2 separate regions of the Homo sapiens genome follow, and region 1 is linked to region 2. The links are chromatin loops, found by intact Hi-C in ENCODE. Cell type or tissue: breast epithelium. All regions are shown on one strand. Each heading gives the region's core, and the rest is flanking DNA. Links, peaks and the distances in the headings are about the cores only.

Evidence for each region. Hi-C counts contacts between places; a loop is a spot of excess contacts. Peaks named below come from ENCODE experiments on the same cell type or tissue, not always from the same donor. Only the 100,000 strongest peaks of a DNase experiment are listed, where the experiment ranks them.
Region 1: it touches region 2 in a loop (10-fold over the local background); 1 of 110 quality-filtered maps calls a loop at or near these places.

The regions. Positions count from the first base shown.
Region 1 is chr12:58,952,836-58,969,398 of GRCh38, reverse strand. All of the region lies in intron 2 of LRIG3-DT (LRIG3 divergent transcript), which reads right to left. Among named protein-coding and RNA genes, the nearest start is that of LRIG3-DT, 40 kb to the right of the region's middle. RefSeq lists enhancers at 1-1,550, 3,471-3,640. In breast epithelium, for the core only: no CTCF peak of the experiment used is centred there; no DNase peak of the experiment used is centred there.
Region 2 is chr12:58,847,058-58,863,620 of GRCh38, reverse strand. No RefSeq gene overlaps it. Among named protein-coding and RNA genes, the nearest start is that of LRIG3, 65 kb to the left of the region's middle. RefSeq lists an enhancer at 2,821-3,344. In breast epithelium, for the core only: no CTCF peak of the experiment used is centred there; a DNase peak (open chromatin) is centred at 7,821.

The sequences.
Region 1 (16,563 bases), core at 4,367-9,366, 110 kb before region 2:
TCATGGGCTTCTTGTGTTCAACACAAAAAAAGGGTTTCACATAACCCAGCAATAGCAGGGCATTAGTGCTCCACACTTGGAGCTATTTATACTCAGAACCAGGCTAGACAGGCTGGCTCAGAGGAAGTAATATTAAGGAAGAGTATAGAAGACAGAAAAGCTATTCTCAAAAACCACAAATAAAGTACAGCAGATTACAATTCCTTTGCAAATGAAAGTAAGGATTACCCCAAGTGAATTCAGTCCAGGCAATATTAAGATGGATGGGTAGCTCATAGCCAGGTCTGGTTTCATTTGAAGTCCTCCTTACCAAGAAGGCCAAAAATTGCATTCCCTGCAGGAAATACTTTCTTGTCTTTAGGCTGCTTTACCAGATGTTGAAGTGGGAAAAGATGCTACTGGAGAACAGTGTGAAGAAGTTTGATCAGGGAGAGAGGCATTTTATCTTTAGTCTTCACATGAAGGAAAATAGTCATGTTTATGAAAATCATAAAGTAGCAGAATCCAGAGAGATATAATAGATGGTCAGTATTCATGGTATGAATATTCTCTACTTTGCAAAAGATTGTGATGCAGGTTTGCTTTGAATGTGTTCCTATTACATTCTACAAATGGTTTTATATTCAAAATTATATACATTTATGTTTCCATAGGTATCCATTTTGTAATCTAGAAAGACTACTGAAAATTATCCCCAAAAACCTATATATTACATGTATTACATGAAAATAAGTTATGACTAAAGAACACAAAAATATTACCATAAACTTTCTAGAAAACTTGATAGGTTTTCATGGAACAAGAAAATCAATATAATGAAGAAAATAAGGTTTAGATTTAGGTAGAAGTTCGCTTTTAATAATTCATTCAGTCTATATGAGATAAAAACTCTTGCCAAGGATTTTTACATCTCTACTTTTCAAAACACTATTAATTTCAAACGTTATCCTATTAAAAATTTTAAACTTTGCTTCATTAATTATAAATGAGTATCAAAGGAAATAAACTATCCTAAATATATGAAATATAATTTAGTTTTTTTAAAAAAAAGTAGCTCCTTTACTGTAGGAAATAACAGTAAAACTCTAAGGAAGTGAAATATGAACACATAATAGAAAAGCACACATGTTCATAAATCATGCATCAGTTATCAACAAAATAAATATGGAAACTTAGCAAGTAAAATTAGAGTTTAGAATCTGATTACATTACTATGGTATATATTGTACCAAAAGAAAAATTAAAAGTCAAATCTAACTGTATCAGTGTGTATAAGAAACCATTCTCTCACAGTACATCTGTGATTACTTAGAGTATAATTCTTTGTGATTCTCAGTATCAAAGATCATCCAAAGCTATAAGCAAAGTAAGAATCTTTTAAGCATTTGGTATATTCTCCATGATGAATCCAAAGTCTGCCTTAACATCTAGAGTTAAATTTCATAATGTCTAAATTCTGTTCCATTTAAAGACTAGAAGTAACTCATTTCATTTGATCATCACTTTCAATTTGAAGGACTAGAATATTCCTGGAAAGAAGTGGCTTTTTGCTCCCTTTATATTATTTGTCCACTATCTGTATACAGAGGATGAGGCATGATGTCATGCAACAGCTTTCTGGTCATGCATGAAGTATGAAGAGGCACGGAAGGGGAAGAGGTGCGTCTTACATGGCGGCAGGCCAGGGAGAGCATGTGTCAGCACAGAAAAAACTACCATTTATAAAACCATCAGATCTCATGAGAATTCACTCTCTATCACAAGAACAGCATAGGGGAAACCGCCCCCATTATCAATCATCTCCCACCTGGTCTCTCCCTCAGTACCTGGGGATTACAATTCAAGATGAGATTCGAGTAGGGACACAAAGCCTAACCATAACAGCATCTAACCAGGTTCAATGACAACATAAGGAAGAGTTTAAAAGGCATGCCTAAATTTGAAAATAGAGTTTAGGTGGAAATAACAGGTGAGACTATTTTGTTAATGGTATTTAATGTCTAGACTAATGTCTACCTCAATAAACACATTGATTTTTTCTGACTTGTATTCTAAATAACTTTCTATTAAGATTTTCTCTCAGATATGTTACCATTTGCAATTATCTTAATAAACCCACAGCTTCATTTTGAAAGTTGTATTGATTTTAGAAAGGGAAATTTCTATGACTGGCAAATGGCTTGTACATCTGCTCAGAGAATGGGAAGTTGTGAGGCCAAGCAGCAAACAGAAGGCAAAGTCTCCTATGAGAGAAGAGAGTCATATGTGCTGAGTCATGGTCTAAAATGATCACAAATCAAAACATGGAGTGCAGGAGAGGCACACTGGTGGCAGGGAGGAGAGCATTCGGGAACTCCTAACACCCGACTACTTTGCACCCAGTGAGGTCAGCCTCCTCCATCCTACCTGCCTAGCAATGAACACAAGTCCCTCCAGGACCTTGGTTTAGTAAGGCCTTGACAAGGCCATCCTGCGTCCTTTACTTCCAAATATGGACCTGCACGTGCATATTCCCTCCTGAAATGTATTGCCAGAGCTACCCGATATGCTTTCACTCTGCTTAGAAGTATTTGAACTTCTAGACGACCCCTACCAAACTTCTGGGGACAGTTCTATTTTCATCGTATGTGACTTCATGCCTAACCAATTTATTCCCTTCAAGGTGATCTTACGAAATGCAAATTTGATCATGTTCTGCTGTTTGAAAGCTTTCAAAGAAAAAAAAAAAAACTTTATTTTTCTAGTCAAAGCCTCCATCTTTGCCCTGTTAGATAGCCTTACGTATGCTGGGCATAACTCTGACTCCTTTATCATACTACTGATTACAATGTAATCTTATTGCTGTTGTTATATTGTTAAGTATTATTATTATGCTTATTATTTTCCACTTTCCTCTACAAAACTATTGATCTATAAAGGCACTGCTTGTTCAATGCTACTTCCTTAGTACAGTGTCTGTCAGATAGCCGGCACTCAAAAATAGTTTTTGAATGAATAATAAATGAATGAAATATATTACTCTTGGCTCCTATTGTTCATTTCTGTCTTACAGAAGTTATATTTTGGAAGAGGAGTATTTGCCCTGGAAAATTAAAAAACTATTTTTAAAACAATTTTCTTTCACATTTATATATAACATAGATGACATATTGTATTATATGTCAACATATACATACGTTAGAAAAGCTCAGGACTGCTGAGATTTTGCTATTTGTACATATATATGGAATCAGACCCTCCGCATCATTGTCATGGTTGTCTCACATCAGTGAGGTCTTGACACCAGTAAGAAATAAAGAACATTAGAAGAATGGTGTAAAAACACCCTTGCTTAGATCATTCTTTATCATGGTTGAAAAATTCCAAACACCATGTTGGGGCAGATGCAGATTATTATTGGCCTTTACATTTCAGATTTCTTTTTCCTTGTTAAAACTTCAAACTGAATTTATTTTATTTGTCTTACCATTATGAAAAGGTGCACATATTTCAAGCAGAGGTGAGAAAAGGGAAGTCGAGAGGAGTCCATTCCAGCCAGAAGGAAAAGCCTGTACGGAGACAGACAAATAGGAAGCTGCAAAGTGTGCCTGATGATTCAACTGTGCGCATGCTAGGAGCTCAGGTTTGGGTGTGGCAGGTAATGAATGACAGAAGGTCAGACTAGAAACATGAGTGGATCAGCTCATGGAAGGCTTGGATACTCCACATACTCTGACCAGACTCTATTTACTTATATAACTATGGGGTGGCACAAATTTAAATGTAGGATTTCATCACTAGCAGAAAATCAACATAAATTTCAGATGTGATTTCAAATATAGAGACTCAGCACAGATGTGGGATGCATCTTCACTGATAGGTTGATAATGCTCTGGGTTAAGAAATCCATCTGATGTGTAAAATCAGGAAATGGGCATTGTCAGATAACAGAGAATCAATCAAGTCAAGTTGATAGGCTTTTCCCCTGGTTGTGGAAATTCGAGGAATAAATGCCCACTGGATTCACAAATAAGTATTATCTTGAGCAACAAAAGTAAACGAATTTTTATAGAGGTGCGTGGATGCCCGGTACAGTGGTTGGAGACTGTAATCCTAGCTACTTAGGAGACTGAAGCAGGAGGATTGCTTGATGCCATGAGTTCAAGACCAGTTTGGGCAACATAGTGAGACTCTACTTCTAAAACAAAACAAACAACAACAAAAAATTTTAATCAGCTGAGTGTGGTGGCACCTGCCTGTTGTCCCAGCTACTAGGGAGGCTGAGGCAGGAAGATCTGTTGACCCCAGGAGTTAGAGGCTGCAGTAAGCTATGATCATGTATAGTAGACATACCCGATAGCAAAATCTTAATCAAATCCTGAGAATGACCCTGTTTGGTAGATGCACCTGAATGTATATACGTTCAGAATTCCAAACTGTGGAACCTAGGAGTAGCCAACACCAAGATTCATTCCTTATCTATGAAGAACACCTGAGTTTCTGGCCTGTTCCCTTGGAACACGGGCCACTCGAGGAATCAAGCCCCTTTGTTTTGGGTTAAATGAAGGCTGCCAGGTGGAGGTTGTTAGGGAGAGGGTGCTAAGTGAAATGTCATATAAACCACATGCTTCTTGCAAGTGGTTGCAGTTCTCCTGTACAGCTCACTGCCACTGGACCAGCTCTATGTGTAAGTTTCCTTCAATAAGACCCCATGTCCTGTTTGCTGGATCTGAGTCTCTTTCTCAGCCTCCTGAACCTGATGCTATCCCTACTGATGTTACTGGAGTGCCACTGCACTCCAGCCTGGGCCACAGAAGACATTTCATCTCAAAAAATAAAAATAAAAATAAAAAAATACAGGCCAGGTGTGGTGGCTCACACCCGTAATCTCAGCACTTTGGGAGGCCCAGGTGGGTGGAACACCTGAGGTCAGGAGTTCGAGACCAGCCTGGCCAACATGGTGAAACCCTGTCTCTACTAAAAATACAAAAATTAGCCAGGCGTGGTGGCAGGCACCTGTAATCCCAGCTACCCGGGAGGCTGAGGCAGGAGAATTGCTTGAACCCGGGAGGCGGAGGTTGCAGTGAGCCGAGATCGTGCCACTGCACTCCAGCCTGGGCAACAGAGAAAGACTTCATCTCAAAAAAAAGCAACAAAATACACACACACATATATATATATATAAGTACATATATAGATAGATAGATAGATAGATAGATAGATAGATAGATAGATAGATAGATAGATATAATTTAAAGTGGGGGTGAAAGTAAGACCAGGAAATGAAGCTAGAGACAGAATTTTCTGAGAACAATAGGGCAGGGGAAATGTCAAGTGTGTCCAGGTAGCCTTCGGCTTTTACTACTTCACTGATCCTTAAGATAATTACTTCCTTCTTACTAGCCTCCCTCTTCTCCTGTCTCCAGGTGCTGCTTGCATCAATGCTGGTTCAAAGAAAAACTATAGCTGGACAGCAGTTAAAACAGTAAAACCAAATTTTTGCAGGACTATTGTAATAGGTGAAAAGAGACCTCAGTACAAAACTAGATTAAATTCCAAATACAGCATGGGCAAGTGGGACTTTATAGCCAAGGAGCAGGGTGAGGGTCAGTGGATAAAGGAAACATTGTGGGTATTGGAGTTTCTTACTAAACCATCCTAAATGGATTCTTGCTGAAGACCAGGGAGATCAGACATCACTTGGGGAGTGGTGGAGAAGGAAGAACCTGATAAGATATCAAGAATGATCTGATATTGGCGAGGTGTAGTGGCCCATGCCTGTAATCCCAATACTTTGAGAGGCCGAGGCAGGCGGATCACTTGAGGTCAGGAGTTCGAGACCAGCCTGCCCGTCACTACTAAAAAAAAAAAAAAAAAGGCCGGGCACGGTGGCTCACACCTGTAATCCCAGCACTTTGGGAGGCCGAGGCGGGTGGATCACAAGGTCAGGAGATCAAGACTATCCTGGCTAACACGGTGAAACCCCGTCTCTAATAAAAATACAAAAAATTAGCTGGGCGTAGTGGCGGGCACCTGTACTCCCAGCTACTCGGGAGGCTGAGGCAGGAGAATGGCGTGAACCCAGGAGGCGGAGCTTGCAATGAGCCGAGATTGTGCCACTGCACTCCAGCCTGGGTGACAGAGCCAGACTCCGTCTCAAAAAAAAAAAAAAAAAAATTAGCTGGGCATGATTGTGCGTGCTTGTAGTCCCAGCTACTCGGGAGGCTGAGGCAGGAGAATCGCCTGACTCCCAGAAGGTGGAGGTCACAGTGAGCTGAGATCACACCACTGCACTCCAGCCTGGGTGACTCCATCTCAAAAAATAAATAAATAAATAAAATAAAATAAAATAAAATAAAATAAAATAAAATAAAATAAAATAAAGAATGATCTGATACAAAGGATGGGGGATCCCGACTAAACAAACTTAGCAGGGACTTTCTAAAACTGGATTTTACAAGGAGGTGCACAGATGGGCCTAGGAGAAGGTCCAGGAACCTGACTAAAGTTTGGTAAAGCAAAGAATCCTCATGATGCTCAAGCAAAGCACCTTTCTTTACCTCTGCCACTAGAAAGGAAGGCCCTTGGCTACGGACTTGTTCTCTGCTAGATGGCAATGACTGGTCCAGCTAGTGAATGATTGAGTTCTCTGCTGCTGCCTTTTGAGTACTATCGTAGCTCATCTCAGATCAAATATCCACTTTCTTTTTCTTCCTATTATTTTTTAATTTGAATGAAAAATTTCAGCCACACAGAAAAGTTGAAATATTTAATGGAAATCTGTGTGTCCTCTCTCTTTCTCTTTTATTCTTAAGATTCAGAGGGTACATGTGCAGGTTTGTCACATGGGTATGTTGGATGATATTGGGGGTTGGGCTTCTAGTGAACCCAAATAATGAACATAGTACCCACTAGATAGTTTTTAGCCTGGCCTCCTTCCCTCACTTTCACCTTCTGGAATCCCCAGTGTCTATTCTTTCCACCTTAATACCACGTGTAGTCATTGTTTAGCTCCCACCTATAAGTGAGAACATGCGGTCAAATGCCCACTTCCCAGGACCCCAGAAGACAAGTAGGATTGTCAGGGAGGCTTTCAGCATTTCTATAATCAAAATAAGCCAGTAAACAGGGTGGCTTTAGTAGCAGCATTTGAGGAGAAATATTGTCAAGAGAAAACAAGCTGAAATCTCAGACACCGTCTTGCCTAACGTAGGACATCTGGTTACCTTATACTAGTATAGTCAATACATCAGAAGAGTCTAAAATGCAACATCCTGATGACCATATTAACTCTCCCATATGAAGCTTACCCTGGAATTTCCTGTATTTGTGTTTCAATTTCCGGGTTTATTTCTTCACATTCTTCATGAAAAGAGCTGGGGGGAGTGGGGAGAGAGGGCAGCAGGAAAGAAGAAAGGGAGAGAAAGAAGAGAAACAGAAAAAGTGTTCAGGAGATTATAGCTGCTCTTGTCATGGGGGCGAGGGTGGGGGGATGTGGGGTGGGTGAGTAGCTAGATGGCATGATGAATATGTTAATTGGTTTCATCGTAGTAATCATTTTACTATATATGTATCTGATAATGTCATGTTGTGTATCTTAAATATGTAAAATATTTATTTTTAAAAGATTTATGAAGGTAACATTTAAATGAACATTCCCTCCAGAAATGGGGCAGAGGGAAGTCCTTAGCCTGAGGAAGAGGTATTTTAAGCAGACATTTAATGAATACAAGCATTCAAAAGAGGTGTGAACGTATATGTGTTCTGATTACAGCAAACACCATAAAACAAATAAATACTTTCATTAGCTAAGAACTTTAAGTAACCATTTGCCAAGTTTATCTTCAGAGTCTTTCCTGTCAAATGTCAGAATTGTAATTTTAGCTGTTCTTTTAAAATAAGGCTTAATTAGGACCCAAAAGTAAGGAAGAGGATTTGACTTTTCTATGACATGGCAAAAGGGTGCAACCAGATCGCGTTGCACAGCCCATGGGAGCAAAGTCCTAGCTCTCAAATTTCTTTTCTTCAAAGTTATAGGAAGCTGCGACAGCTAAGATCTCCAGGGCTGTCTTTATTCAGTGGCTGAGCAACAGGACACTCACTATTCACTTATTTGTCTGCTTTGTATGGCTGAACAGCCTAAGAGTACTCTCTAATTTCATGTAGAGGAATCTCTTACACATGTAATTTTGAATGAAAATTACTCAATTCTTAAGAATTCATTTTTTAAATAGTGGTAAAAAGTATTATCAAAAAGAAATTACATTTGGTTTTAATCTACTTTTGTACAGAAAATTACTATTTTTTTAATTAATTAATTTTTTTAGAAAGTCTCACCACATTGCCCAGGCTGGTCTCGAACTACTGATCTCAAGCCTTCCTCCCACCCCTGCCTCCTGAGTAGCTCGGATTACAGACTCGAACCACTGCACCTGACCAGAAACATATTCTTAATGTTGTGAAGTAGGCAATTACGTCTGAAATTGCTGGGCTTGCAGGACTGAACCTGGGAAACAGGCCTTTTGCCGTCTATGACTCTGCCAAATGGTTTTCATCTTTCTTCATTCATCTAATGGGTATGATCAGTGGTGTACTAGAGCTGACTGTACACATTTCTTCCCAATTCCATATTCAATAACTTGGGTTGCTTGAAATTGGCCATAATGAGATTATTTACACCATGAACATGGGCAAACACTACAAATATCAAAGGTTTTCCCCCAGAGAGCTAGCTGTTAAACATTTACTACACAACTGAGATTGAGTGTGATATTCATATTTATAGTGTAATGACAAGTTTTATAGGCATTGTTGAAAAGTGTGTTTGATTTTGCCATTTTCTATGTAAATTTGAATATTCTGATTTTGAAACTGATCACCAAAGCAGCTGATATATTTATTTGAAGGTGGTCTATTGTAAACCATTAAAACTATTACAAAAAATCATAATTGAAGAGTTTGATTCCCCATTATTTTTAAAAACAAATAACTCTTAAATGGGAATGATCCCACACTAGAATTCAACATGAATTGGTATGTTTGCTTATTCATGACACATTTGGCCTATCACAAAGCTCCATTTGCCTTTCAGCATGATGAGAAATTGACTGAAGCTGACATTAAAGACCCTCAAAAGGTATTTTGTCCTGAACCTTTAAGGGTTAGCTAGAGCTGGCAAAGGTTACAGAAGGAAGTAGATGTTCATAAAGTGTAGTTTGGAGTTTGATAGGGTAACATGCTTCTTTCTCTTAGATCAGCAAGGATAACAGAAGGGACCAGACCACACAGAAGAGATATCACCTTTGTGCAGTTAAACATAGATACTCCTTTTAGGATAGATACAAATCTGTCCAGAAGGCCTCCCAGAAGGAATTATATACTTGCAAAACCACAAACCATGGACTTGGGTCTGTTTCTATTAGGGAATTCTTTCCCAGACATTATGTCACTTTATTTTTCTTTTAACATTGTTTGTGAACAGGTCTGCAACTATAGAAAATGTGTTGATTATACCTGTCACAATGAAACTGTTTTCCAAACACTTTACAGTTTTCATGCCAATAAAATAACTTGGAACATCTAGAGCAGATAGTTTAATCATTAAATTTTATACGTATTTACTTATGACATCATTTTCTATTTCAAACATGACCAGATCCCATATTCTCTGTTGAGATTGAAGAGGTCATTTTATATATAACAAAAAAGTATCAATTTTTTCAAACAAATGATTAACCATTTTTTAAGTTGCTTTTTCAGGCTGGAAAAAATGGGTAGCCAAGCATTTTCTGAATGGTCAAAGGAATATCAGAAATATGTATTTATGAACAGTATTAGCAAGACAGAATCAATCACTTTACGGATATGTAGGCTGAGGTCTTGAAAAAAATCAAAGAATTATAGATTTTAGGAGGTGGAATCTTAGAATTCATGTCTGATTGTCTACTGTAACAGATGAAGAAGCCAAGTGGTGCAATTAGATGATTTGTTAGGGGGTCATATATCTGGCAGGTGGCTGAAGCCTTTTGGCTAAATCAGGCATTCTAATTTCTGAGACCATTTTCCATAGCACTGTGGTCTTTCCAAGATATACAGCTGACATGCCAACATAGCATTTACAGTGTTAAAATCGTGCCTCCTTTTCACCAGAGGGACTTTAGTAGATTTCAAATAAACTCTTTTGTTTAGTGTTTTCATTTTTACAATTATATAATGTAGCACCTTTACAAGGCATATGTTGACACACAGCATTAACTCTTCTAGGTTAACCATGTTACATCAGACTTTCCCAGGGGTAGGTGTTATATTTCTGGAGATATGTTTTTAGTCCAATACTTGTAGAAGTCAATATATTTCAGTAGGAATTATGCTTCACAGCTGGAAAAATTAAGACAAAAAGGTTACTTAACATATCCAAACTACACTCATAGTTAGAGTCAGGTCATTTCTATCTTTCAAATTAGATGGCTTGCTACTCAACTACACATCAATTTAATCTTTAGTAACACAGAGGAAAACCACAAGAGAAACCTAGTAGCTTCAATTACCCATAGCAAACATGCATTTACAGATGCCACTTCAGGGGCTATAATAAGGGGAAATTGACTGAAGGTCAATTCCACATTGGGATTCCACATTCCCAATTCCACATTGGGAAAAGCCCCCAGTACAAAGCAGAGAACACATTCTGAGTTCAGCCCCCAGGTAGGAAAACCCTAATACTCTTTAAAGTAGGGATCACTATTTGGAAAATTAATTCTCTAGTCTTTTAGCTCTACTCAAATTTCATATTCATCTTTCATATGTGACTTTTTATTTGCAATGCTCAATTATTAGTTTTAGACTTTTAGAGTTGAAAGGGGTCTTGAAGATCCAGCCCCACACAGCACAGAGATTCATTCAGCATTGCAAATAGTCATCTATCTGTTACTTAAATATATCTAATGAGAGAATACATGTATTTTTTGTCAAAAATCTTACAAAGGCCCCAGTACAATGCAACACAAATATATCACTTCTGGGGTATATCTCAAAATTCATAACATCAATGTAATAATAAGAATATATCAGACAAACTCAAAATGAAGGATACTCTACAAAAGAGCTGCCAGTGTTTTGATCTTGGATTGATCTTGGACTGCCCAGCCTTCAGAACTGTGAGCAATAAGTTTCTGTTATCTATAAATTAACAGGTGTAAGGTATTTTTCATAGCAACCTGAATGAACTCAGATAGTATAAAAACTGGGGAAGCCCAAATGTTAATTTCTTATTTTGATAAATATACTATGGTTATGTAAAATGTTTATATTAGATATAAATTACATGAGAAATTAACATTAGAGGAAGCTGGGTGAAGCGTATATAGAAACTCTCTGTACTAGCTTTGTAACTCTTCTCTAAGTATAAAATTATTTCATAATAAAGTAAAAAGTATCTTGGCTAGATGCGGTGGCTCACTCCAGTAATTCCTGCACTTTGGGAGGCCAAGGCAGGTGGATCACATGAGGCCAGGAGTTCGAGACCAGCCTGGCCAACATGGCAAAACCCCATCTCTACTAAACATACAAAAATTAGCCAGGTATTGTGGCATGCACCTGTAGTCCCAGCTACTAGGGAGGCTGAGGCAGGAGAATCACTTGAACCCGGGAGGTGGAGGTTGCAGCGATCCGAGATCACACCACTGCACTCCAGCCTGAGCGATACAGCGAGACTCTGTCTCAAAAAAAAAAAAAAAAGTATCTTAAAAAGATATTACTTCCATTTTATGATGAAGAAACCGATTGACTAAGATGTGAGAGTTAATGAGTGAGTTTTTAACTTCAGCCTGTCCCTTACCTTTTTTGGTAATTAAATCAACGTTTTGTTGAGAAGCATCATAAAAATGAGGGTTGGACACTTCAACGCCGTTTCTGCCACTCACAAACCTAAACAAATTTCCTTGGCTGTAAAATGTCATGGTGATTGGCACAATGTACATGCTCAATAACTGTTAGCCACCTACTGAACATCCACTGAAGGCACAGAAAATGACTTAGCTAATGTCCAAGCAGCCACTTTAACAGCAGTCCTCAAACCTGGCTGAGCAGCAAAATCAACTGGGGAGCTTTTGAAAAAATGTAAATTCCCAGGCCTCATTGCATTTTTATAAATCTCTCCAGGGGACTCAGATGTGCAGCCAAATTTGGGAGCCACAGTTGTTTGGTATTTAGAGAGTCACCAAGGGGGAGTTTTTTCTATAGTGTTCCTTGAAAGTCAAGAATTTAAACCTAAGCCTCTGAATAAAGAACCAATAGATCCTATATAATAGGTAACATTATACATAGTTTTACCTTCCCTGAGGGAGCATTGAGAAAGGGGCATTTGTATGTTATTTAAGGAAAGGTATAACTGCAGAAACTTAATCTCCTAGACAATCCTAAATGCTATTAGAAATTTATGTATTCTCATTATAATCACTTTGTATTTAAGCCTCTTGCTTTCATTTTTCAGTTTACTAGAGCCAGGAACATACCCTTTCATTTAGCATGAGTTTGCTCACTCGATTAGTTAGCCATCATTTTTCAGAAAATAGCCATGACAAATTTGGTCCCAGGTGGAAAAATCTGCCTGGAACAGGGGACAGCATGAAAACACCAAGTGAAGACAAAGAATAAAGAGGGGACATTGCATAATGATTTATATTTTCACTTAAGGGCCAGGACTATTGGCTAATGAAGACCGTACATATTTTTAAAAATATTTACATGCATATGCATGCACACATACATGCACGTGTGTGTGTGTGCATATACATATACATATGTAAACTAAGATAAAGCCAAATAAATGGTTTTTGGGGGGTGGGAATGATAAGGCCAGGATGAAAGACAGAAGTGAAGAACTAAACAAGAAAATAGAGAAAAGCAGGTGGGTTACTAATAGAAGCAAAAATATTTTGGGGAACTGAGTTCTACCACCACCAGTAGCACTTTAGGGACACTCAAATCACTGGTACTGATTGAAGAAGTATTCAAATCACTGGTACTTCCGCTTCAACAATAAAGATGTTTCCCAAGGCCTCGTTCTGTCTTTATTTCATAATGTACCTTGGAATTCCTATATTCATGCTAACTGCTCCTTTGGGACAGAATTTTATTTTATGCTCTTTTTTTTGTTACAAAGAAGTCTGTAAGAATTGTGATTAAAAACAACATTTTGTGCTGTGCCTTTTAAGCATCTGCACATGCTCTGCAATCTTTGGCCTAATTTCTGTTCTTGCTGTGTTCCCCTAAAAAGCTGCTCTGAGAACACAGCATATTCAAAACCAATGGGTACTCTGTGTATGGATTAACTCCAGGAGTTTCATACAAAGATAAGGCAGTGGCCTGTTAATGAGCAAAGGTCAGGCTTGACTTAGAGAATGGTCTCCCCGTTGCTTAGCCTGCTGCCTTCTCTCATCACATCATAAAAGCTTCTAAAATGTAAGTAGTCCCATTAATTAAATTTTAAGGAAGATTTGAAGTTTATGTGTAGATGTGGGGTATTTTTTTCCAAATGGCCTTGTAGTCATAATAATTTAGAAAAGTGTGACATTAAAATGTCTTCATAGCAGGCAATAATTCTACTTCTAGACATCTATCCTAAGAAAATTATCAGATGCCAGGCACGGTGGCTCACGCCTGTAATCCCAGCACTTTGGGAGGCCAAGGCAGGCGGATCACGAGGTTAGGAGATAGAGACCATCCTGACCAACATGGTGAAACCCCATCTCTACTAAAAATACAAAAATTAGCTGGGTGTGGTGGTGGGCGCCTGTAATCCCAGCTACTCGGGAGGCTGAGCCAGGAGAATGGCTTGAACCCAGGAGGCGGAGGTTACAGTCAGCCAAGATCATGCCACTGCACTCCAGCCTGGTGATAGAGGAAGACTTTGTCTCAAAAAAAAAAAAAAAAAAAAAGAAAGAAAGAAAATTATCAGATAAGCTATGATTTATATAAAAATAGTTCATCATAGCATTATTTATATTAAATACCTATAAACAATCTAAATGCCTGACTTAAAGGGAATAATTATATATAATAGGGTACAGCTATATAATGAAAAATTAGATGACTTTACATTTATAAAGAATTATTAACATGAGAAATCTTTATGAAAATAAGTTTTTAAAAACGCAGAATATTACATTGTTTCTAACGTATAATTTAAATCAAATATAAATGAGCATATATTTGTGGCAGCAGAAAGTAACAGTTCAGACTGCTTGAATTTACACTCAAACACTCCACACTTTACTCTGTGTACCTTTGGCCAAGTTATTTAACCTCTCTGTGTCTTAGTCCCCTGTAATATTGGAATGGTAATATTACCTACCCCATAATATTTTGTTAGAATCAAATGAAGAAATGTATATAAATCACACAGAGAAGTGTCTGGTTCATAGTTCTCAATAAATGTTAGCTGGTATTATGTTATTGTTTTGTTTTTATTATTATTGGTATTACTATTATTATTAATATATTTTAAATCCAGGAGGGAAGAAGACCCAAATGTTTACAGTAGTTACCTCTACATGGTAAGTTTAATATGGCAGTGTTTCTATTTAAGTTTTTTCTGTTTTTTAAAAATTTAGAACAAGATGCATAGTAGGCTTTTAAAATCAATGAAAAAGAAAATCACCTAATACAAACATGAAAAACAATCACTATGACAATTTTCAATCCTCAAAATGCCAAAGTGTATGCACTATAGTGATGTCCACAGCAAATAAGTAACACGTGTCACACACTGAACTCTTAACACACTGATGTTATTTCCAAGTCACTGACTTCAGCTTCTTAGAATAAGAAGGGTTTCCCCAACTGCTGAGCTATAATTTAAGCCTACTCCTGCCCACATAATTGTTAAAGTCAGACCAACCCATTCCTATTTGTTGATGCACTTTATTTATGTCTTGATTTTGAAGAAATACCCTTAAATATAACAGAGTCGGCAATGGCTATAGGTTTGTTTTGTTTAGTTGTACTCTGTCATCAAAAAATTTATATCATTCAAATGAAACAAAAAAGGTCCATGATATACAAATGAACTTCCAGTTCCAAAATGAAATGGAATCAACCCAAACTAAATACGTAGGATTATTGCCACAGAAAATAATTGAAAAATTATCATGGAATTTAGTTACCAACAGTGACACATCTTAATTTGATTTACAAGCTGCCACCCTCAAGAGGGTAAATAAGATTTGATAAGACCTACAAACTTTCCAAGTCGCTGCATTATTTGTCCCTTCAGTCCAACCACCTAACACTCTCTAAAGAGCTCAAATTTCCACCCTGGGAATCCCCCGTCATGTTTAATTCAATTGACACATACAAAATCTCCTCTTCTAAGAAAACCTTAAAGGCTCAATTTCAAAAGAATCTTTTCATATGTTTTATATTTAAATCTATAAAACTAGAACCAACCAACTTCTGAAATCAATAATATACCAGTTCTAAGATAGGTTTGTTTCATTTTATTTTTATTTTTTATTACTTATACATCACTCCAGACATGGTATATGCAACCGTGCAAATGTTAAAGCTTAAGAAGTCCTACAAACTCATTCTTTTGACAAAGGGAATAAACCAATTATAGCTGCTTTATAAGATCACAGTTGAGGCAAGTGGAAACAGTATTTCATTTATTTGGCAGCCAGATCCTTTCACACCTGAAGGTAGCAAAACTTTCAAACAGATCGTCCACAGTAATAAGAAGATGAACCTATTGTTTGAAGCCAAGTACGACAAACACAGTATACACATTTAAAGAAAAAGAAGTGAAAGAAAGAAAAAGCATTCACATGTTTGATATAAATTGGCAATCACATGCCATACAATATAAGATACTCAGGCCAGTGAGCCTCATTTCTGGTTCCTGCTGTGCTGTTGCCCAGCTCTACGACCCTAGACAACTTAGTCACCCCTTAAGACCTTTGTTTTTTCTTTACTCTAAAAATGAAGGTTTGGGGCAATATATGCAAAATATGCACTATATGCTTAATGTATAGGTAAATGAAATTGACTTTTTCTCTATTACTACCTTATAAAGTAAGAAAAAAAGCTAGGTCGATTTTTGCCAAACTTGGAGGATATTTTGGGGTGATAGGACTTAACAGATAAGCTCCAAGGAATATTCGCTTCGGGCACCTATTGAGGAAAGTAAGGCAGTCTCCACTGTCAAAGAATTGAGGAGAAATAGGCTTTGATTTCAAAATCAAAGGGCAGGCAATCCAAATTTCAGGACCTGATTGATAATGGAGCTGTTCCTTACTTGGGTAACTCTAATAGCTAGCTCAAGGGTGAAGAACAGCAGGAACATATTTATTTAAAGATTGTTAATTATTTTTCTGGAACAATCCCAGACTAGTTATAACATAAATTTAAGTTTGCATGTATATAGAGAGAGGAAGAGAACTCTTGGTTGAATATGTGTTTACAAGGTGTTTCAGGGTGGTCTCCTTAGAGCAACAGGTATCGCCACTCCCCTCCACCTTCTTTAGGGCCTACTTGATCCATTATCTCCCAAGGAGGTCTTTTCAACCACTCTTTCTTCCCTAGCTC
Region 2 (16,563 bases), core at 4,867-9,866:
TTACAAGATGAAGAGAGTTTGTTGAGTGTGTAGATAAGATACAAAAGTATACAGGACAAACAGATGAAGTGGAATTGAAAGGAAACCTGAAAAGAGTTTTCAGAAAGGTAAAAGAAAAATGAAGAGCAACGAAGAGTTTTAAAATGTATTCATTGCCTACTATTTATTCAACAAACATGCATTGAACACTTTTTATTTTTTGTGTTTACCTGCAGAAGATACAGTGACAAAAGATGCTATTCTCATTGAGCTTATAGAGAAGGATAGATGATTATGCAAAATAAATGCTATATAGTATGTTACATAGTGACTAGTGCTAGAAAGAAAAAGCGAGGAGATGAGTTTACTAGTATTTGGGGTGGGGGCTGAAATTTTAGATAGGGGAAATTCACTCATTTGAGCTATGTCCTAAAGAAGTGAGGGACCCAGTCATGTTATGTGCAGGAAAAGCACTCCACACAGAACGGACAAACTGCCAGTGAAGTGGTGTTGGGGCAGGAGCAGGTAGCTAGAAGCAGCTGGCCAAGAGAGAAAAGAGTCACACATGAAGCCAGAGAGGTAACACAGGGGTCCTAAAAATGGCCTTACATGCAAGGACTCTGGCTTTTTCTCTATGGCACAGGCATAGAAGTTGAACGACTTTGGTCAGAGGGAAGGCATGTTAACAGGTTCATTTTATGGCTATGCTGAGGATAAACTAAAGAGGGCAAGGCTGGAAGCAAGAAGACTATAACCATTTCATAATCCAGGCAAGATGTGATAGTAACTTGGACTAGAGTTATACCTGTAAAGGTAGTGAGGTTATTGTTTATATAGCCATAGGTTGGCTGTAGGGTATAACATAAAAAGTGGATTCAAAGATGACCATAAGGTTTTTGGTTCCAGTAACATGAAAGATGGAGTTTTCAAATCTCAGATGAAGTTTGCGGAAGGATCAGGTTCATAGAGAAGGTCAGCTGGTGGGGCGCTGTGGCCCACGCCTGTAATCCCAACACTTTGGGAGGCCGAAGCAGGCAGATCACCTGAGGCTGGGAGTTCAAGACCAGCCTGGTCAATATGATGAAACCGCTTCTCTGCTAAAAATACAAAAAATTAGCTGGGCATGGTTGCAGGCACCTGTAATCCCAGCTACTTGGGAGACTGAGGAGGGAGAATCTCTTGAACCTGGGAGGCGGATGTTGCAGTGAGCTGAGATTGTGCTGCTGCACTCCAGCCTGGGCACGACAGAGCAAGACTCCATCTCAAAAAAAAAAAAAAAAAAAAAAAGCTCAGCTTTGGATAGATGTATGGATTCTGAGGGACATCTCAATGGAACTGTCAGGTTGGCAGTAGTTGAATATGAATCTAGGATGAATGTATAAACTCAGGAGTCATTAGCATAGAGATGGTATTTAAAGCCTTTGAACCAAATTAGTTCACCTTGGGAGTGGGCATAGACAGAAAACAGACAAGGTCCAAGCTGAGCTCTGGGCCTCTCCAACAGTAACAGGTCTGGAAGATGAGGAGTATTCATCTAAGCTGATAGAGAAGGAGCCACTAGTTACATAGGAGGAAAAGAAGCAAAGGTAGTGAAAGCCAAGTGAAAAAAGTATCAAGGAGAGGGGAATGACTGACGGACATGGTTTGGCTGTGTCCCCATCCAAATCTCATCTCAAATTGTACTTCCTATAATCTCTACATATCGTGGGAGGGACCCAGTGGGAGGTAATTTTGTCATGGGGGCAGTTACCCCTGTGCTGTTCTTGGGGTAGTGAGTTCTCATGAGATCTGATAGTTTTATAAGGGGCTTTTTCCCCTTTGCTTGGCACTTGTTCCTTTTGCCATGTAAAGAAAAATGTTTGCTTCTCCTTCTGCCATGATTGTAAGTTTCCTGAGGCCTCCCAGCCCTATGGAACTATGAGTCAATTAAACCTCTTTCCTTTATAAATTACCCAGTCTTGAATATGCCTTTACAGCAGCATGAGAATGGACTAATACAGTAAGTTGGTACTGGGAGTGAAGGTGCTGCTATAAGGGTACGTGAAAATGTGGAAGTGACTTTGGAACTGGGTCGCAGGCAGACATTGGAGCAGTCTGCAGGGCTCAGAAAAAGATAGGAAAATGTAGGAAAGCTTGGAACTTCCTAGAGACTTGTTGAATGGCTTTGACCAAAGTGCTGATAGTGATATGGACAATAAAGGCCAGGCTGAGGTGGTCTCAGATGGAGATGAGGAACTTGCTGGGAACTGGAATAAAGGTGATTCTTGCTATTCTTTAGCAAGGAGACTGGCAAAATTTTGTCCCTGCCCTAGTGATCTCTGGAACTTTGAACTTGAGAGAGATAATTTGGGGTTTCTGGCAGAAGAAATTTCTAAGCAGCAAAGCATTCAAGAGGAAGCAGAGCATAAAAGTTTGGAAAATTTGCAGACTGACAATGCAGTAGAGAAGAAAAACCCATTTTCTGGGGAGAAATTCAATATACCCGCAGAAATTTGCATATGAAATGAGCCAAAGGCTAATTGCCGAGACAATGGGGAAAATGTCTCCAGGGCATGTTAGAGACCTTTACGGCAGCCCCTCCCATCACAGGCCCTGGAGGCCTAGGAGGGACCCCTAGGGGGTCCAAGGCCCCCCTGCTGTCTGCAGCATCAGAACTTGATGCCCTGCATCCCAGCTGCTCCAACTGGGGCTAAAATGGGCCAACTTACAGCTCAGGCTGTGGCTTCAGAGGGTGCAAGCCCCCAGCCTTGATGACTTACACATGGTATTGGGCCTGCAGGTACACAGAAGTCAAGAATTCGGGTTTGGGAACTCCCCCCTAGATTTCAGAGGATCTGTGTAAATGCCTGGAAGTGCAGACAGAAGTTTGCTGCAGGGGTTCAACCCTAATGGAGAACCTCTGCTAGGGCAGTGCAGAAGGAAATGTGGTGCCGGAGCCCCCACACAGAGTTCCCCCTGGGGCACCACCTACTGGAGCTGCGAGAAGAGAGCTACTGTCCTCCAATCCTCAGAATGGTAGATCCACTGACAGCTTGCGCTCTGTGCCTGCAAAAGCCGCAGACACTCAATGCCAATCTGTGAAAGCAGCCAGGAGGGAGGCTGTACCCTGCAAAGTCACAGGGCCGGAGCTGCCCAAGGCCACAGGAGCCTATCTCTTGCATCAGTGTGACCTGGATATGAGACATGGAGTCAAAACAGATCATTCTGGAGCTTTAAGGTTTAATGACTGCCCTATTGGATTTCGGACTTGATTGGGGCCTGTAGCCCCTTGGTTTTGGCCAGTTTATCCCATTTGGAAAGGGTGTATTTACTCAAAGCCTGTACCTACATTATATCTAGGAAGTAACTAACTTGCTTTCGATTTTACAGGCTCCTATGTAGAAGGGACTTGCCTTGTCTCAGATAAGACTTTGGACTTGGACTTTCGGGTTAATGCTGAAATGAGCTAAGACTTTGGAGGACTATTGGAAAGGCATGATTGATTTTGAAATGTGAGGGCATGAGATTTGGGAGTGTCCAGGTTTGGCTGTGTCCCCACTCAAATCTCATCTTGAATTTTGGTTCCCATAAATCTCATGTGTTGTGGGAGGGACACACGGAATTGAATCACACACATGATTCAATTACCTATGATAGGAGGTGATTGAATCATGCAGGCAGTTATCCCCATGCTGTTCTCGTGATAGTGAATTCTCATGAGATCTGATGGTTTTATAAGGGGCTTTTCCACCTTGGCTTGGCACTTTTTCCGTCCCCCACATGAAGAAGGACGTGTTTGCTTCCCCTTCCACCATGATTTAAGCTTCCTGAGGCCTCCCCAGCCCTACAGAACTGTGAGTCAATTAAACTAATTTCCTTTACTAATTATCCAGTCTTGGATATGTCCTTATGAGAGACAGGACTAGCTGGATTTCCTAGGCCGACTAAGAATCCCTAAGCCTAGCTGGGAAGGTGACTGCATCCACCTTTAAACACGGGGCTTGCAACTTAGCTCACATTCGACCAATCAGGTAATTAAAAAAAGCTCACTAAAGTGCTAATTAGGCAAAAACAGGAGGTAAAGAAATAGCTAATCATCTATCGCCTGAGAGCACAGCGGGAGGCAGAATGATCGGGACATAAACCCAGGCATTCGAGCCAGCAAGTTACCCTCTTTGGGTCCCCTCCCTTTGTATGGGAGCTCTGTTTTCACTCTATTAAATCTTGCAACTGCACTCTCTTTTGGTCCGTGTTTGTTACGGCTCGAGCTGAGCTTTCACTCGCCGCCCACCACTGCTGTTTGCTGCCGTCGGAGACCCGCCGTTGACTTCCATCCCTCCAGATCCAGCAGGGTGTCCGCTGTGCTCCTGATCCAGTGAGGCACCCATTGCCGCTCCGGATCAGGCTAAAGGCTTGCCATTGTTCCTGCACAGCTAAGTGCCCGGGTTCATCCTAATCGAGCTGAACACTAGTCACTGGGTTCCACTGTTCTCTTCCATGACCCACGGCTTCTAATAGAGCTATAACACTCACCGCATGATCCAAGATTCCATTCCTTGGAATCCATGAGGCTAAGAACCCCAGGTCAGAGAACACAAGGCTTGCCACCGTCTTGGAAGCAGCCTGCCACCATGTTGGGAGCTCTGGAAGCAAGGACCCCCCAGTAACATTTTGGCGACCACGAAGGGACCTCCAAAATGGTGAGTAATATCGGACCACTTTCACTTGCTATTCTTTCCTATCCTTCCTTAGAATTGGAGGAAAATACCGAGCACCTGTCGGCCAGTTAAAAACGATTAGTGTGGCCACCGGACTTAAGACTCAGGTGTGAGGCTATCTGGGGTTGGGAGCCTACAACCAGCTTCCACTTTCAATTTTCTTGGGGAAGCTGAGGGCTGACTAGAGGCAGAAACCTGTTGTCCCGAACTCCCAGCATTAGCCCATTGAGATCATGGCACAGCCAGAAGTCTCTACTTAACAGTCGCCCATGTGTGCACCCCTACCTTTCCTTTTGACCCATACCTCCTGGGTCCTGACCAGGACTTTCTTGAAAGTGTAGCCCCAAAATTCTCCTTACCGCCGAATCTACTTCCTCTGATCCCTGCCTCCTAGGCACTAATGGTTCAGACTTCATTTCCTCTAGCAAGTTGTATCTCCAAAGGGATCTAAGGAAGCTCTAGGCTGCATCCTTAGGCATCTAGACAATAAACCCAGGGAGTCTTATCCCTGGTGTCCCTCCCGATTTAGGTATACAGCTCTCAACATGGGCAGTTACGTGGGACCCGTTCTCTACCACCCTTGCCAGGGCCTCAAGTTTGTAAATGGCTAAGAGAGAGACAGAGGGGAGAGAGAGAGAGAGAGATAGAGGAGAGAGAGAGGGAAGAGGGAGAGAGAGAGGGAAGAGAGAGAGAGGGAAGAGAGAGAGAGAGACAGAGGAGAGAGAGATGGAGGAGAGAGAGACGGAGGAGAGACGGAGGAGAGAGATAGAGGAGAGAGAGAAAGAGACAGAGGAGAGAGAGAGAAAAAGAGGGAGTCAAAGAGAAAGAGAAAGATAGTAATAGTAAAAATCAGTGTGCCCTATTCCTTTAAAAGCCAGGGTAAATTTAAAACCTATAATTGATAATTGAAGGTCTTCTCCGTGACCCCATAACACTCCAATACTACCTTGTTGTCAGTGTAAACAAGGGCGTAGCCTGAAAACACTGAGACCACTGACAACCCGTAGCTTTCCTATCAAAAACCCTTCATTAACCCTGTAACCCGCCGATGCATTCAATCTGTAGCGGCAACTGCTTTGCTAACAGAAGAAAGTAGAAAAGAAACTTTTAGAGGAAACCTCATTGTGAGGAAACCTCATTGTGAGCACACCTCACCAGTTCAGAATTATCCTGAGTCAAAAAAGAAAAAGGTAGCATACTAACTCAAAAATCTTAAAGTATGGGGCTATCCTGTTAAAAAAAGGTAATTTAACACCAACCACTGATAATTCCCTTAACCCAGCAGATTTCCTAACAGGGGATTTAAATCTTAATTACCATATAAAAGTCCAAAAAGACCTAGGAGGAATTCCCTTCAGGACAGGATGATAGATGATTCCTCCCAGGTGATTGAGGAAAAAACCACAATGAGTATTCAGTAATTGATAGGGAGACTCTTGTGGAAGCAGAGTTAGAAAAATTGCCTAATAATTGGTCTCCTCAAACGTGTGAGCTGTTTGCACTCAGCCAAGCCTTAAAGTACTTACACAATCAAAAAAGACTACTCAATCCTGACTCAAAAGGTTACCTACACCCTCTCTGAAATGAATTTGCATAAGAACTGTTTATGGGAGTTCATCTTGATGGGGCAGCTGGGTTGTTATGAAATACTCAGGAACCCAGCCCAGCTCTAGGACTCACCCCTGAGCACAAAAGCAATGTTGGGCACCCTGGTAAAGGACCACTAGAATTCAGCAGCCCAGACCCCTTTCTTTGTGGTCAAGAAAGGCGGGAAAAGGAGTGCAGGACTGCTGCATCAGTGAGCTTAACTAATCTGATAAGCAGAAGTCCATGGTTGTGCACCCTGGAAAGGAATAAGCATTAGTACCATAGAGGACACTCTAGGACTAATGCTCTACGGGAAATGACTAGGGGTGCTGGCATCCCTATGTTCTTTTTCCAGAAGGGAAATGTTCCCCCCAAGGCAAAAACGCCCCTAAGATGTATTCTGGAGAATTGAGACAAGTTTGACCCTCAGACGCTAAGAAAGAAATGACTTATATTCTTCTGCAGAACCACCTGGCCATGATATCCTCTTCAAGAGGGAGAAACCTGGCCTCCTGGGGGAAGTATAAAGTATAACACCATCTTACAGCTAGACCTCTTTTGTAGAAAAAAAGGCAAATGGAGTGGAATGCCATACATACAAACTTTCTTTTCATTAAAAGACAATTCGCAATTATGTAAAAAGTGTGATTTATGCCTTACAGGAAGCCCTCAGAGTCTACCTCCCTACCCCAGCATGCCCCCGACTCCTTCCCCAACTAATAAGGACCCCCCTTTAACCCAAACTGTCCAAAAGGAGATAGACAAAGGGGTAAACAAGGAACCAAAGAGTGCCAATATTCCCCGATTATGCCCCCTCCAAGCAGTGGGAGGAGGATAATTCGGCCCAGCCAGAGTGCATGTACCTTTTTCTCTCTCAGATTAAAGCAAATTAAAATAGACCTTGGTAAATTCTCAGATAACCCTGATGGCTATATTGATGTTTTACAAGGGTTAGGATAATCCTTTGATCTGACATGGAGAGATATAATGTTACTGCTAAATCAGACACTAACCCCAAATGAGAGAAGTGCCGCCATAACTGCAGCCTGAGAGTTTGGCGATCTCTGGTATCTCACTCAGGTCAATGATAGGATGACAACAGAGGAAAGAGAACGATTCCCCACAGGCCAGCAGGCAGTTCCCAGTGTAGACCCCCACTGGGACACAGAATCAGAACATGGAGATTGGTGTCGCAGATATTTGGTAACTTGCGTGCCAGAAGGACTTAAGGAAAACTAGGAAGAAACCTATGAATTATTCAATGATGTCCACTATAACAGGGAAAGGAAGAAAATCCTACTGCCTTTCTGGAGAGACTAAGGGAGGCATTGAGGAAGCATACCTCCCTGTCACCTGACTCTATTGAAGGCCAACTAATCTTAAAAGATAAGTTTATCACTCAGTCAGCTGCAGACATTAGAAAAAAAAACTTCAAAAGTCTGCCTTAGGCCTGGAGCAAAACTTAGAAACCCTATTGAACTTGGCAACCTCGGTTTTTTATAATAGAGATCAGGAGGAGCAAGTGGAACGGGACAAACAGGATACAAAAAAGGCCACCGCTTTAGTCATGGCCCTCAGGCAAGCGGACTTTGGAGCCTCTGGAAAAGGGAAAAGCTGGGAAAATTGAATGCCTAATAGGGCTTGCTTCCAGTGTGGTCTACAAGGACACTTTAAAAAAGATTGTCCAAGTAGAAATAAGCCACCCCCTCGTCCATGCCCCTTATGCCAAGGGAATCACTGGAAGGCCCACTGACCCAGGGGATGAAGGTCCTCTGAGTCAGAAGCCACTAACCAGATAATCCAGCAGCAGGACTGAGGGTGCCCAGGGCAAGTGCCAGCCCATGCCAGCACCCTCACAGAGCCTCCAGTATGCTTGGCCATTGAGGGCCAGGAGGTTAACTGTCTCCTGGACACTGGCGTAGCCTTCTCAGTCTTACTCTCCTGTCCTGGACAACTGTCCTCCAGATCTGTCATTATCCGAGGGGTCCTAGGACAGCCAGTCACTAGATACTTCTCCCAGCCACTAAGTTGTGACTGGGGAACTTTACTCTTTTCACATGCTTTTCTAATTATGCCTGAAAGCCCCACTCCCTTGTTAGGGAGAGACATCCTAGCCAAAGCAGGGGCCGTTATACACCTGAACATAGGAGAAGGAACACCTGTTTGTTGTCCCCTGCTTGAGGAAGGAATTAATCCTGAAGTCTGGGCAACAGAAGGACAATATGGATGAGCAAAGAATGCCCATCCTGTTCAAGTTAAACTAAAGGATTCCACCTCCTTTCCCTACCAAAAGCAGTACCCCTTAGACCCGAGGCCCAACAAGGACTCCAAAATATTGTTAAGGACCTAAAAGCCCAAGGCCTAGTAAAACCATGCAATAGACCCTGCAATACTCCAATTTTAGGAGTATAGAAACCCAACGGACAGTGGAGGTTAGTGCAAGATCTCAGGATTATCAATGAGGCTGTTGTTCCTCTATACCCAGCTGTACCTAACCCTTACACTCTGCTTTCCCAAATACCAGAGAAAGCAGAGTGGTTTATACTCCTGGACCTTAAGGATGCCCTTTTCTTCATCCCTGTACATCCTGACTCTCAATTCTTGTTTGCCTTTGAAGATCCTTCAAACTCAACATCTCAACTCACCTGGACTGTTTTACCCCTAGCGTTCAGGAATGGCCCCCATCTATTTGGCCAGGCATCAACCCAAGACTTGAGCCAGCTCTCATACCTGGACACTCTTGTCCTTTGGCATGTGGATGATTTACTTTTAGCTGCCTGTTCAGAAACCTTGTGCCATCAAGCCACCCAAGCACTCTTAAATTTCCTCACTACCTGTGGTTACAAGGTTTCCAAACCAAAGGCTCAACTCTGCTCACAGCAGGTTAAATACTTAGGGCTAAAATTACCCAAAGGCACCAGGGCCCCCAGTGAGGAATGTATCCAGCCTATACTGGCTTATCCTCATCCCAAAACCCTAAAGCAACTAAGAGCGTTCCTTGGCATAACAGGTTTCTGCCGAATATGGATTCCCAGGTACGGCAAAATAGCCAGACCATTATATACACTAATTAAGGAGACTCGGAAAGCCAATACCCATTTAGTAAGATGGACACCTGAAGCAGAAGCAGCTTTCCAGACCCTAAAGAAGGCCCTAACCTAAGCCCCAGTGTTAAGCTTGCCAACGGGGCATGACTTTTCTTTATGTCACAGAAAAAAAACAGGAATAGCTCTAGGAGTCCTTACACAGGTCCGAGGGATGAGCTTGTAACCCGTGGCATACCTGAGTAAGGAAATTGATGTTGTTGCAAAGGGTTGGCCTCATTGTTTATGGGTAGTGGCGGCAGTAGCAGTCTTAGTATCTGAAGCAGTTAAAATGATACAGGGAAGAGATCTTACTGTGTGGACGTCTCATGATGTGAACAGCATACTCACTGCTAAAGGAGACTTGTGGCTGTCAGATAACCATTTACTTAAATATCAGGTTCTATTACTTGAAGGGCCAGTGCTGCAACTGCGCACTTGTGCAACTCTTAACCCAGCCACATTTCTTCCAGACAATGAAGAAAAGATAGAACATAACTGTCAACAAGTAATTGCTCAAACCTACGCCACTCGAGGGGACCTTTTAGAGGTTCCCTTGACTGATCCCGACCTCAACTTGTATACTGATGGAAGTTCCTTTGTACAAAAAGGACTTCAAAAAGCGGGATATGCAGTGGTCAGTGATAATGGAATACTTGAAAGTAATCCCTTCACTCCAGGAACTAGCACTCAGCTGGCAGAACTGGTAGCCCTCACTTGGGCACTAGAATTCGGAGAAGGAAAAAGGGTAAATATAAATACAGGCTCTAAGTATGCTTACCTAGTCCTCCATGCCCATGCATCAATATGGAGAGAAAGGGAATTCCTAACTTCCGAGGGAACACCTATCAAACATCAGGAAGCCATTAGGAGATTATTATTGGTTGTACAGAAACCTGAAGAGGTGGCAGTCTTACACTGCTGGGGTCATCCGAAAGGAAAGGAAAGGGAAATAGAAGGGAACTGCCAAGCGGATATTGAAGCCAAAAGAGCCTCAAGGCAGGACCCTCCATTAGAAATGCTTATAGAAAGACACCTAGTATGGGGTAATCCCCTCTGGGAAACCAACCCCCAGTACTCAGCAGAAGAAATAGAATGGGGAACCTCATGAGAACATAGTTTCCTCCCCTCAAGATGGCTAGCCACTGAAGAAGAAAAAATACTTCTGCCTGCAGCTAACCAATGGAAATTACTTAAAACCCTTCACCAAACCTTTCACTTAGGCATTGATAGCACCCATCAGATGGCCAAATCATTATTTACTGGACCAGGCCTTTTTGAAACTATCAAGCAGATAGTCAGGGCCTGTGAAGTGTGCCAAAGAAATAATCCCGTGCACTGCAGGCCATACATTTCAATCCCTGTATCTTTACCCTCCTTGTTAAGTTTGTCTCTTCCAGAATCAAAGCTGTAAAACTACAAATAGTTCTTCAAATGGAGCCGCAGATGCAGTCCATGACTAAAATCTACTGTGGACCCCTGGACTGGCCTGCTAGCCCATGCTCCAATGTTAATGACATTGAAGGCACCCCTCCCAAGGAAATCTCAACTGCACAACCCCTACTATGCCCCGATTCAGCAGGAGGCAGTTAAAGTGGTCGTTGGCCAAACTCCCCAACAGCCGTTGGTTTTTCCTGTTGAGAGGGGATACTGAGAGACAGGACTAGCTGGATTTCCTAGGCTGACTAAGAATCCCTAAGACTAGCTGGGAAGGTGACCACATCCACCTTGAAACACGGGGCTTGCAACTTAGCTCACATCCAACCAATCAGGTAATAAGAAAAGCTCACTAAAATGCTAATTAGGCAAAAACAGGAGGTAAAGAAATAGCCAATCATCTATCACCTGAGAGCACAGCGGGAGGGACAATGATCGGGATATAAACCCAGGCATTCGAGCCAGCAACAGCTACCCTCTTTGGTCCCCTCCCTTTGTATGGGAGCTCTGTTTTCACTCTATTAAATCTTGCAACTGCACTCTCTTTTGGTCCATGTTTATTATGGCTCGAGCTCATCTTTCGCTCGCCGCCCACCACTGCTGTTTGCTGCCATTGCAGACCCGCCATTGACTTCCATCCCTCCAGATCCAGCAGGGTGTCCGCTGTGCTCCTGATCCAGTGAGGCACCCATTGCTGCTCCGGATTGGGCTAAAGGCTTGCCATTGTTCCTGCACAGCTATGTGCCCGGGTTCATCCTAATCGAGCTGAACACTAGTCACTGGGTTCCATGGTTCTCTTCCGTGACCCACAGCTTCTAATAGAGCTATAACACTCACTGCATGGCCCAAGATTCCATTCCTTGGAATCCGTGAGGCCAATAACCCCAGGTCAGAGAACACAAGGCTTGCCACCATCTTGGATGCAGCCTGCCACCTTCTTGGTAGCTCTGGGAGCAAGGAACCCCTGGTAACACTTATAGCAGCATGAAAACAGACTAATATACTGACCATATCAAGTCGGCTAACAAGATGAGGACTGACAATTTATCAGTAAACTTAATAATGTGGAGATCATTTGTGACCATGATAGTCACTGTTTCGATGGATTCATGGGTGCAAGGCTTGATTACAATGGGTTCAAGAGAGAGTGGGAGGGGAAAAAAATAGATAAAAAAATAAACAATCCTTTCAATTCTACTATCAGAGGAACAAGAAATAGAACAGTCACTGCAAAAGAAAAACTAGGTAAAAAGAGGTTTGTTTGGTTTTGTTTTATAAGATGATAAGTAAAAGCCCAGCATATTTATATGCCAGTTAGAGAGATCTGGTAGACAATTAAAAATTACTGATGAAACAGAGAGAAGGAGACAGAGAAACAGAGAATTTCAGGGCCTGAACCTAGGAATGTACCTACATGTTCTTTCTATGTCAATTCTGTGGAAAACTCCAATAGAAGGCATGCCAAGAATGGTCTTTAGTTTTGAGCATTCTTATGACTCTGTCAAATCAATATCAGAAGAGCAGTGGTGGTAGAACCTAGGTGAGTTGAATAGTGGTTTTGAGGTGAAGACAAGTGTAAACTGTTACCAAGGAGTGTGTCAATGAAGGGAGGTTGAAAGATGAGTTTGTACCTTGAAGGAGGGCAGGATTAAATAAAGTTACACTTAGGGTGGGGAAAAACATGACTCAGTTTATAGACTTGGAAGATGGAGTCAATGAAAATCATTCTTAAAATATGTGGTCATCTTGGCTAATTGAGAACCAACCACAGCATCTCGGATGTTTTACAAGTAAGTGAAACTAAAGCCTATTTAAGAGGTTAGGTCATGATAGATATTTTGTGTGGAACTGGAAGCTGTAGTTCCTAATCCTCAATTATGTAATTGTGTTTGAGCTTGTGAACTGTAATATCATTTTCTTTAGACATTAGGTCTTCGCTCTGTAGCCAGATGTAACTAATCATGCCTGCCCACCAATGCAATGCTTTCTAAGAATACAACGAGATGGCTCATAAACTCTGGACTCCTCTTGACCATATTGTAAAGATTAATGACAAGCTAAGTCTAATGATGTGTTGTATGATTAAGTTACTACTTTGTGACCAGTTAGATACCTATTGGTAAAAGCAGTCAAATTATGTATCTACCTTTTCACAATCAAGAAGGCTCAATGACTTTCTGAGGGGATAGTTGGAAAGAAATATATGAACTAAATCTATTTTATGTTTTAATATTTACAATTGAGTTTATTTTCAGGGAGGCCATATTTTTAGAAATGTCTGGGTATTTACTATTGAATGAAGAGAAAATATGTCAAGAGGATGAGAATAAGGGAGAAACTTTCTGATATAAAAAATGATTATATCAGACCTCATCAATGCTTTTTAATTACTGTGAAACAAGCACTGAGAATGTTACACAAACAAAACAAATGTTTATAACTTAATGTGGCACAGTAGTTTAATAACGAGATCCCAGATTTAGGAGTCAGACATATCTAGACTCCAATCTCTACTCTAACTCCATACTTAATATATGAATTATTAATATTTCTAAGCCTCTATTTTATGTGTAAATTGGAAATAACACCTACTTTTCAGGGTTACTATGACTGTTATATGTAATGCAAGAGTGCATGATTCCCAGCACCCAGATTAAATAAAGATAGCTACTAACATTCTTTTTTTTTTACTCTTATTATTGAGTAACATGGGGCAAATAGGAAACATGGTTTTATTTTTGCCCGTGAAAATCTAGAGCAAATACTATATTTGTTCTGGAACAATGAGACCTACTCCTACACTTACCTCACTTATCTCACTCTGATATTATAGATTTAAAGGAAAAGCTATACTTATGATCATACATTAGAGATCAAAGAGTTGGGTCTAACTTGAAACTATACTTTGAGTGCTTCTGGAAATTATTTTTTATTTCCTCACTTACGAAATGTGGTTATTGAAAAAAGTATAGTCTTTGTCATGGGAAAGTTGTGGAGATCAAGGGAAATGACATACCAAAGCACTCAGAAAACTGTACAGTGCTCTGTAAAGAATGGGTGTAAGCACCCAGGATCCCACAGGGGAAGCTGGATTCCCATGTTCTTATTGTGGTTGAGCTGGTATTTTTTGAATGATCCTAGGGCAAGTCCCTTAACTGTTCTTGGGGTCAGCAATGAGCCTCTACTGAAGAAAGAGCACCGAAAGTTGGTTACAAAGAGAAGCTTTATTCGAATAAAGCTTCGCTTTGTAGCTTCCAGAGGCTCTTCAGAATAGGTAACGTAACCTGCTCTCTAGAACACTGTCGCTGCATTTCAACATAGAGACCAAGAAAAATGAGAAAATGATCTCTAAAGACTTCATTTTCTAGGAGTTTTTATGGAATTGCTACAGAGTGGAGTTGGCTATAGATAATTTAACAAAGGTTCATTGAGTATTTATGCATAGAAATGTACTGTCATATTCTGTAGGGGAAGGAAAGGCAGGCTTTTAAGGAGGCAAAGATTAATAAGATGAAGGGATAGATTCCTGCTCATCTCTACCACTATCTCAATGTGGTCCCAAAGAGTAGCAGAGACAGTGTCCAGAAGCCAGAAGAAGTGAGTGGTTCTGACTGGCAGCCATCTGGCAAGGCCAGATATAATACATTAGGAAGTGGCAGGGATCACGGTGTTCACCAAAGATGCCAACAGGTAAAATCATGTTTGCCAAGACATTCTAGGAGTTTCACTACTATTTGGGAACTCTTGCATATAACCATTTGTACCAAGAACCAAAATTATAGTGAATGCGTCTCTTGTGCATTCTCACCATGACCTCCCTTTTGCCGATTTCTTCAGGCTCCTTCCACTTGGACTCAACCTCAGACCAGGTGTTTCTAAATGAGTAATGTATATTTCTAATGCAGGAGGAGTGAGGCCTAAATGTAAAAAAGAACTATTAAAGCTAACTACTTTTTTTGTGTAAATAAGGTTGTGAGAAGAAAAAATTGTGAAGTTTTTTTTTTATGCCCCCTCAAGGGAAAAATGAAGCCCACCTTTTAGAGCCAGGTGTTTTTTATAGTTAAGTGATAATGGCAAGGAGAAGCTAAGCTCACTGGACTTTTCACAGAGTAATAAAAGTTTATACTGGCTTTATTAACATGTATAATGTTAAACACATTGCATAAAAATAAAAAGAAAAATATGGTCTATATGTTCAATTCTTTTGCAAATCTCTCATGTCCACAGGTAACTGGGCAATTAGGTAGTCTAAAGTGGGCCCAGGTTCACCCCCTCCCTCACCCCACTTCATTGCTACAGATGCTAATATAAATCAATTAGGGGCTGACACAGCAATTGGCTGCCTGACAAATGTTCCATAATAATGCAGCTCAAGAGAATGTGGAATTTCTGAGGTGCTGGTTATAACGCTTTCAATAATAGCTGTAAATTCCATGCCATGTCAGCACAGGTGGAAAGCTGAGTCATAAATAAAATGTTTCCCCAATTCCTAAAGAGCTCCCTAGATGATTGACCAAAGTAAGTTGGGATTTAATTCAACCACTTAAGCTTTCAGGAAGTAAAAACCAGACCTTCATCAAATTTAGACCAAAAAAAAGGGAGGGAGGAAGGGGGGAGAATGTGTGTGTGGAGAATAGAGGGAAGGAAGAAAGGAAAGAACACTGGCTGCCAAGTATGGGAATGAGCACGGGCTGCTCCAGCTGAAGCCATTAGAGTACTCATTATTTGGAAAATAGTAAAAGACCCTGGCTAGACATGTGCTCAGTTCCATGGGAGTAATTAATGGAGGCACGCCACAGCCACTTCAGCCCCCTTCCTGTTTCACAGCATGTCATGCATGTGGTGACTTAAATTTTCCGTTGTATTTTAATGGCTAATGATGGAAGCACTCTAGCAGACTCCCCTTCCAGTTAGAGAAGCCTAGCCGATTACCTTATTTGAATGGGGGATAAAGGGAAAGCTGAAGTTCTCACAAGCATTTTCTGGGCATCTCCCCAAGGAGATGTATTTTGTATTCTCTACAACTTTTAACATAACTCTAAAAACATAGTAGACACACTGATACTACATTGAAGAATGAATAAAATCAAAGGGTTGTCCTCAGAGATATATTTTAGGACATGTGAGATAAATACAGAAATATTAGCAAGTTTATATGAAGTCCTAAAATTTGAATATACCCCATGTTACCTTTTTAAATAGAGAATTATTACTCCGTCAAATTTGCCCTTAATTCTCTATAGTTTTAGATGCCATTATGTCCAAGTATATTTTGAGTATTTATGAGAAGAATAAAAACCTCCTAGAGATGTAAGTATTGAAACATATTACTATCCAAATTGATGCTAATGCATACTCTTATTTTCAGAGAGATGCCTAAGTAGAGAGAAAGAACTCTTATTGCCAAGATAGTCATTGGTTTTATTTTTATGTTCTTGCATTTCACATTTTATCTAGCTTCTTTGCAAAATTATGAATGTATATGTTTGTGCATAGGTGTGTGTTTGTGCAATTCTGAGTACGTTCTTAGTATGCTTCTACTAAAGATACTAAATATCATAAGTACATCATTAAATTCCTCTCCAATGTAATAGCTATAAAGCTATATTACCGAGAAGCTGAGGATAATATAGTCTGTTATGTGTGAAATGATGAATACTTTTCATATTTGTGAATTGCACTTATGCTTACTGTTCATGAAGCTAATTGTGACTTTCATTAGGGAAATCAGTAATTTCCAGTGTATCTGAAATTTCCAAGTAGACATGCATTTCTTCTCT